Regions from separate parts of the Homo sapiens genome. Here regions 2 and 3 are each linked to region 1. The links are chromatin loops, found by intact Hi-C in ENCODE. Cell type or tissue: ascending aorta. All regions are shown on one strand.

Evidence for each region. A loop is a pair of places that touch in the nucleus more often than their neighbours do. Peaks named below come from ENCODE experiments on the same cell type or tissue, not always from the same donor. Only the 100,000 strongest peaks of a DNase experiment are listed, where the experiment ranks them.
Region 2: it touches region 1 in a loop (2.1-fold over the local background); 2 of 110 quality-filtered maps call a loop at or near these places.
Region 3: a loop joins it to region 1, with 2.4 times the contacts of the local background. A loop is called at or near these places in 4 of 110 quality-filtered maps.

The regions. Positions count from the first base shown.
Region 1 is chr20:46,898,587-46,901,086 of GRCh38, forward strand. The region is part of intron 1 of EYA2 (EYA transcriptional coactivator and phosphatase 2); the gene reads left to right. EYA2-AS1 (EYA2 antisense RNA 1) reads right to left here. Exons shown (of 2, transcript NR_183876.1): 2 at 1,802-2,500. Among named protein-coding and RNA genes, the nearest start is that of EYA2-AS1, 1.9 kb to the right of the region's middle. RefSeq lists an enhancer at 1,986-2,500. In ascending aorta, no CTCF peak of the experiment used is centred here; a DNase peak (open chromatin) is centred at 1,237.
Region 2 is chr20:47,034,936-47,037,435 of GRCh38, forward strand. All of the region lies in intron 5 of EYA2 (EYA transcriptional coactivator and phosphatase 2), which reads left to right. Among named protein-coding and RNA genes, the nearest start is that of MIR3616, 130 kb to the right of the region's middle. RefSeq lists an enhancer at 247-746. In ascending aorta, no CTCF peak of the experiment used is centred here; DNase peaks (open chromatin) are centred at 1,256 and 1,480; H3K27ac peaks cover 1,950 bases.
Region 3 is chr20:46,946,049-46,948,548 of GRCh38, forward strand. The region is part of intron 1 of EYA2 (EYA transcriptional coactivator and phosphatase 2); the gene reads left to right. Among named protein-coding and RNA genes, the nearest start is that of EYA2-AS1, 46 kb to the left of the region's middle. In ascending aorta, no CTCF peak of the experiment used is centred here; a DNase peak (open chromatin) is centred at 958; H3K27ac peaks cover 2,014 bases.

The sequences.
Region 1 (2,500 bases):
GAGAATTCGCTGGAGACAATGCTTCGTTTTCACTGTTTGAAGATCGTAACTGGCCTAATGGTGTTTGACTAACACCCTTTTCTAGTCGGAGGAGGATAAACACCCCCTCCGTCAGGTGGTAAATACTTGAAGTGACAGTAACTGAGGCTGCAGACCCACTTGTGTTATTGTAAATGAATCAGAGGGGCAAGACCTTGTTCTTTACGGCGTGTGATTTAAAATCAGTTTTAAGGTACCTGCCAGGTGTATTTAGAGGAAAAGGCATGAAGGAAGCCACAGGCTTATACATTCATTTTTAGTGCATATTTCTTTTTGTTCATTTTCATCCTATTGAGTTCCTTTGTCATTTCTCTGACTTGCAAATTATACCCTTCTGTTTAATAGTAATGATGAAAATAGCTGCTGTTTATTGAGAACTGGTATACCAGGCCTGCAGTCAGCTCTTCACGTGTATTTTTAAAGTGGATTCTTGCCGCAACCCCTTGAGTATTATTATCATTATTTCAACTTTGTTAACAAGGAAACTGAGTCGCAGGTCAAATGACCGACACAGGGCCAGACTGAGTGAAAATGAAATCTACGCTTTTGCTTCTCTGCAAAGTATGCCTTATCCATGTGCAATACAAGCTTTGGCTCAAAACATTTCTGCTATCATTTCCTTTGGAGGAAGATGCTGAATTTGGATGGTTTTAAATGCACAGAACACAGTTATTTTCTGAACCTGCCCTGACGTTTTTTGCCACTGTCGTTTGAAATGGGGAAACAAAATCATATTAAATATTCAGGAACACAAATACAAACCTCTGTGAGCCATGACCCTTAACCGGTTGGGTATGGTTCTGTAAAGGAAAATGACGGTTTATTTAAGGGCTAATTTGATTTATTCCTTCGATACTAACACTACGCATTTCAGGTCCTAAAAAGAGTCAATAAATTTACCGGCAGTGGAGAGGCCCTAAAACATTACGGTAGGCGCAGCCCAAGTCAAGTTTACCGGAAGGTGCTGGATCGCTATGGGTGGGTGTTGTTTCGGGTTAGATTTTAAACATTTGGAGAGCAAAGAATAATTTGGAACAGGTGGTGCCGAGAGTCAGGTAGCTGGAATGATTTATCTTTGCCTCTTTGAACGTTAAGGGAGGCCACTGGTTGCCTGAATCTGGAACCAGCAGGCTGCGGGTCAGTGGGGGCTGAGAGACTCGTCTTTGGGACAAACTTTGGCAGGATCCAGGGGCTTCGTCAGCGCTGTCATCGCCTTTGGATGATAGTAGTCAGAACACAGTTGTGCCTGCTCGTGCATTTTTGAAAAGTCTGCCTCTGCCTTCAGATATATGCAGAAATCTAAAACAGGAACTTAGACGCGCCGCAATGCCAATTTAAACATCTTTAAAAATGAACAAAGTATGTAATAGAGGTTAGAAACTCTTTTGTCATTTGGTATCAATAGTGTTGTGTCAGTAACATGAAAATGTGTGTAATTTCAATGGCATTGCACTTTCTTCTTCTTTTTTCCTTTTGAGTATCTAGTAAAGTTACATTTTTTAAAAGTCTGTGTTCCCAGATGTAATAGATACGAACGTATCTACTTGCAGTCATTCAGAGGAGAATTGTCAACTCTCTGCTAATGTAACTAAAGGAAAAATGATAAAATCAACATATTTTTCCCCAAAGAATGAGGAACTGGAGGGTTTGACTACTGTATATGGCAACTTACTTTTGTCTCGCGTCAGCTAAATCTGTCAGTTCCCCTTTCTTTTCTATTCATCTCCCAAGAATGGCCTTTCATAACTGAAATACACGTGTATTAGCCAAAAGACATTTTAATTTTGTAAAGAAAAATCATGCCAGAGACAGCCGGGTCTGTTTCAACCATTATTGTTTCTGCAGCATGCATACTTTGGGTTTCATGGTAAGATGTGGGTTTGTCAAGAAAGAAAATTACAGCAAGAAGCTATGCTGAAAACATATACACTTCTGTTTAAGAAATGAGAAAAACACAGAAAAATTCCACACAGTAATTGCTTTTACGTGAGTTTTAAATGTCATTGTTTGACTTATGTCAAAAAGCCCCCTTAGCCAGTTCTCTCATACTCCGTTACCAAATATCTCACCTTAAAAACAGCAAATGTTGGACTTCATTTTGATGATCTTTGAGGCTTTCAGAGATATCCTTAGTCCTAGTGGAAACATTCCAAATTTTTAGATTGTGCAGGCCATTTTTTTAAGGTTACTTAGATATCGATTTTATTTTCTTGACCCAAAATGAGAAAACACGGGGAATTCTCAAAAGCTTTTTACAGGCTGCTATTACGAGAAGAGAAGCCAAACCAACATGTATTAGGTCATGCGCTTGAAGTGCATAAATAAGCCCTATGAAGGTCACCAAACAGGGTGAAAACCACTAGTTCTCGTTACCTTGGCCACCTCTAAATTCCTGCCTGTTAGACGTGTTTGGTTGAAGTGGACACAGAAAGCGGGTTTCCGAGCCCGTGGTTGAAAGATC
Region 2 (2,500 bases), 140 kb after region 1:
TGTGTCTGGGTCCAAATTTCCTTCTTCTTATGAAGACACCCTAATCCATTATGACCTCATCTTAATTTGATTACATCTGCAAAAGACACTGTTTCCAAATAAGATCACATTTACAGCTACTGGGCCTTAGGAGATGAACATAGCCTTTCAAGGGACGCAACTCTACCCACGACATCACCCAACCAGGGTCCCTGGCTGAGCTGCAAGAGGCTTGGAGCCAAGAACTGCGTCCTGTCCCTGAGCTGGCTGGGCTTAGCAAAAATTGAAACCACCCTAGTGAAAGAGGTCGGTCAAGGATCCTGCTGCTCAGCTGGCTTGTATTAGTCTCAGTCTGAGACGGTGGCGGCAAAGATGGTCTAGGCCCCAGCAAGTGAGGCAGCAAGAGGCCAATGCCAGCAAAGGTCAGGGCTCCCTCTTTAAGTATAAATAGAACCTTCTTCCCAGCCACCCCCTCCCATAGCCACACAATATCTCTTTCAAAGATCTCAAAACACTGAAGCAGACCGTACCAAATTGACTTTATTGTTTTAAAACCAGCCCCTTCTGTCTGCCACCACCCGCCACCCCTTCCCGAAGGGGAAGAAAAAAATCATAATAGATGTCTCTCCAGCGTGCACCTCTGTTCTCCTCTCTCTAATGGCAGCTTGGGACCCTGAGGCAGTGACGCTTAGTAATGTATCCTAATAGTCAGTGTTTGTCTGACAAATACCTAGTGACCACAAGCCTAATCAGGGCCGCCATGAATTAATGGTCAGTGTAGTGATGGGTGCTGAATGATCATAAAAATAGCTAATACTGGGCCGGGCTTGGTGGCTGATACCTGTAACTTTGGGAAACGGAGGCAGGAGGACTCCTTGAGACTAGAAGTTCGAGACCAGCCTGAGCAACATGGCAAAACCCCGTCTCTGAAAAAAAAAAAGAAAAAGGGGGCCATGTGTGGTGGCGTGCACCTGTGGTCTTAGCTACTTGGGAGGCTGAGGTGGGAGAATCACTTGAGCCTGGGCAGTCGAGGCTGCAGTGAGCTGTGATTGTGCCACTGCACTCCAGCCTGGGTGACAGAGTAAGACCCTATTTCAAAAGAAAGAAAAAACAATGCTCACGCTGAATGAGGGCTTCTGGGGACCACGGACCAGGCTGAGCACTTGGCCAGTATTCACTCCCTTGGTCACCACTTCAGTGTTTGCAGCAAGTTGTTGCCATTTGACAGATGAGAAAACTGAGACTCCAAGGGAGGAAGCGAGAAAGCTGGGAGGTGGCGTAACCGGGATCAGGGCCGGGACTAGCATGAAGTAAGAGAGGCACTGGCTCCATGTGCAAAATGTAACAGAGTGCCAGGAAATTCAATCATGGATAACTATTTTAAGGCACTATTTAAAATAGCCAAAGTTCGCGCAAAAACTCCCTGATGAACAAAGTATCAAATTTTGAAATAAAGACAGACTCCTGCTGTTTGTTTAGTGACCCAGCAATATTGTGGAACAGGAATGGTCGTTTCCAATCAGCCCAGGGTTCTGGTGCACACGGGCATTATGGTCCTGCCGTGGCAGGGCTAGGAGGGTAAGCAGACAGATTTGGCAATACAGGGACTGTTATAAAGTCATGCTTCTTGATAATAGTGTTTTTAACTTCTTCCACTTGCTTCGTAATATTGGAGGATATTTTGGGAAATGCATATAAGAGCATGTATTTTTCCTTTTGCCTCAGGCTTCAGTACAGCTTGGTTCAGTGCCAATCAGGACACTTCTCCAGGCAGCCGGAATCCAAAGTTCTTGCTTTATTTATTTCCTTCCTTCCAGTAGGTTCTACAGTTTTGCACACACCACCTATGTCACCTGCATAACCAAGTACAGGGGTTCAGAATGTGGCCACTGAACTCAGATCGCCTAAATTCAAATCCCAGTTCTGCCAGTTATCAACTATGTGACAGGCAAGGGGCTTTGTTTTTCTGGACCTCTGTTTCCACATTGGTAAGATACAAATGATGGGTGTATTAGTTTGTTTTCACACTGCTATAAATAACTGACCGAGACTGGGTAATGTATAAAGGAAAGAGTTTTTATTGACTCATAGTTTAACATGGCTGGGGAGGCTTCAGGAAACTTACAATGATGGTGGAAGGTAAAGGGGAAGCAAAGCACCTTCTTCATAAGGTGGCAGGAAGGAGAAGTGCCAAGAGAAGCAAGGAGGAGCCCTTTATAAAACCATCAGATCTCATGAGAACTCGCTCACTATCATGAGAACAGTATGGGGGAAACCACCCCCATGGCTCAATTACCTCCTCCAAGTCTCTCCCTTGACACCTGGGGATTATGGGGATTGAGGATTATAATTCAAGATGAGATTTGGGTGGGGACACAAAGCCTAACCATATCAGTGGGAATTCCCCTACTCATCAGCAGGTTGTTGTAGTGATTAAATGAGTCAAAACTCATGCAACACTGAGAATAGACATGGCGCAAAAGAAGCACTCCGTGTTCATTGGCATTATTACGTGTTGCAT
Region 3 (2,500 bases), 47 kb after region 1:
GACCTCAGGATCTGGGTCCCTTTCCCAGTGGGGGTTAGAGTCTCAGTGGCCTTGGTTGTCCTCCTCCAGTGCCTGTTTATATTTGAACTTCTTCCTCCTCTGGACCTCACCCATTGGATCCCTGCAGGATTGCTGGACCCTCTGCCAAGACTGGCCATCAGCGGGAGGGCTGCTTCCCTCCCTACTTCTAAGCTCAAAGCCCTAGGAGGTCTTGCCCGTGGAGACGAGGTACATGGCTTTGTGTTTTATTGCCATTTATTGTTCTTGTTATTTTAACATTTATGGAGCACGTTTTAGCTGTGAACTCATTTCTTGAGCATCACTGCGGTCAAAATCTCCCCAGGGTGCAGGGCCAAGGGTTACTTTGATTCTTTTTTTGGCTGTTGCCCTATTTACTTTATTAAAAATATCATTGTGCGAGGGGCTCCCTTTGTTCTAAGAACTTTTCTGGACATGACCCTGGGTCCACCCTAAGCCCCTGATTACCATCATTTGAACATGAGCCTGGGTATGAGTAAGGCCATATAGGCCAGCGGTCAGCAAACATTTTCTGTAAAGGACCATGTCATAAATATTTTTGGCTTTGGGGGCCTCTGCTGTAACTACTCAACTCTGCTCTTATCACATAAAAGCCGCCATAGACAGTATATAACTGAATAAAACTTTATATACAAAACCAGACAGCAGCCAGAATTTGGCCCATGGGCCATAGTTTACTGACTGCCCCCTCCCCACCCACCCAACGTAGATGATGGGGCTTTGTTCTACGAACTCCCTTTTAGTTCTTCCATAGATCTAAAGAGTCAGTTCTTCTTACTGCAGTTTTGGCCTGTTTCTACTTCTTTGTTTGATCCCCTAGAGCGTGAGTTGGCAAACTGAGGCCAACAGCTCAAACCTGGCCAGTTGCCTGTTTTGTAAATAAAGTTTTATTGGAAAGCAGCCACACCCATTCATTCTGTGTTATCTATGGCTGCTTTCCCACTACAACAGCAGAGCTGAGAAGTGGCGTCAGAGACCTCTTGGCCCCCAAAGCCTAAAATATTTCCCATCTAGCTCTTCACAGAAAAGCTTGCTGACCTCTACTCTAAAGAGTTGAGGAATGGCTGGCTGAGAAGCAGACTTTTTTTTGCATGTACATGAAGAGCATTACTAACCCTCCCAAACTCATCTTAGAACTTTTCTCCCAGGTTCTCTTGTCTAGTCTTTCAAATATTTTAGATGTTATTCTCTGGAATCTAAGTTTTTTTTTTTTTCCAAAGTTCCAGACCACTGTTTTTAAACAACTTTGGACTGTGATCCTCATAAAGGACATATTTTATATGTCACCCCTGTAATGACATACAATAAACTGCATACACACAGATGTCCCCACCACACACACAAACCACACAAAACACATACAGAAATGAAAGTTTTAAGAAACAATGCTTGCCTTACTATATGTGATAAGCTCTCGTATTTTCTATGAACACCAGTCAGGATCAGCTTGATGATGCTGTGGTAACAAGTAACCCCAAATCTGAGTGCCTTAAATCAACAGACATTTATTTATTGCTCCTGCTCCACGTTTGCCCTGGATCACTGGGGATCCTGAAGGAGCAGAACATCACACACTGATCTCCAAGTGTCTGACAAGAGTGGTACTCACCATTTCTTTGAATATTTCTTTGGTCAAAGCAGCTCACATGACCATAACTTTCAATAGAGTGAAGAAGTGCAGCCCTACTGTGGACCCAGAAGGTGAATCTGAGATATTTGGTCAACAGCATTAAGATAACTACCATATGGCTGGGCATGGTGTCTCCTGCCTATAATCCCAGCACTTTTAGAGGCCAAGGTGGGAGGATCTCTTAAAGCTAGGAGTTCCAGACCAGCTTAGGCAACATAGTGAGACCTCATGTCTACAAAAAGTTTTAAAACTAGCCTTGCATGGTGGTGCATGCCTGTAGTCCCAGCCACTCAGGAGGCTGATGTGGGAGGATCGCTTGAGCCCAGGAGGTCAAGGCCATGGTGAGCTATGATCTGCACTCCAGCCTGGGCAGCAGAGTGAGACCTTGTCTCAAAAAAAAAAAAAAGAAAAAGAAAAAAGAAAACAAAAGAAAAAAATTACTACCATATTAGTCTATCCCAGGAGTTGGCAAACTTTTTCTGGAAAGGGCCAAATGCTAACTATTTTTGGCTTTGCGGGCCATACCATCTCTGTCACAACTATTCAGTGCAGCAGTTGTCACGTAAAAACAGTCAGAGACAACATGTAAACAAATGGGCTTATCTGTGTTCCAGTAAAACATTATTTATAAAAGCAGGCGGTGGGCTGGGTTTGGCTCATAGGCTGTGGGTTGCCAACCCTGGTCTACTCTATTTCTTTTTTGAAAAACACTGGTCACAGCTCACTAAACTGATTTTATTAACCCATCTATGGGTGAGACTCTATAGTTTGAAAACCCCAAGTGACGATAAGCTGCATAAGATGAGGGACTAATATTTCTTATCAGCTGTA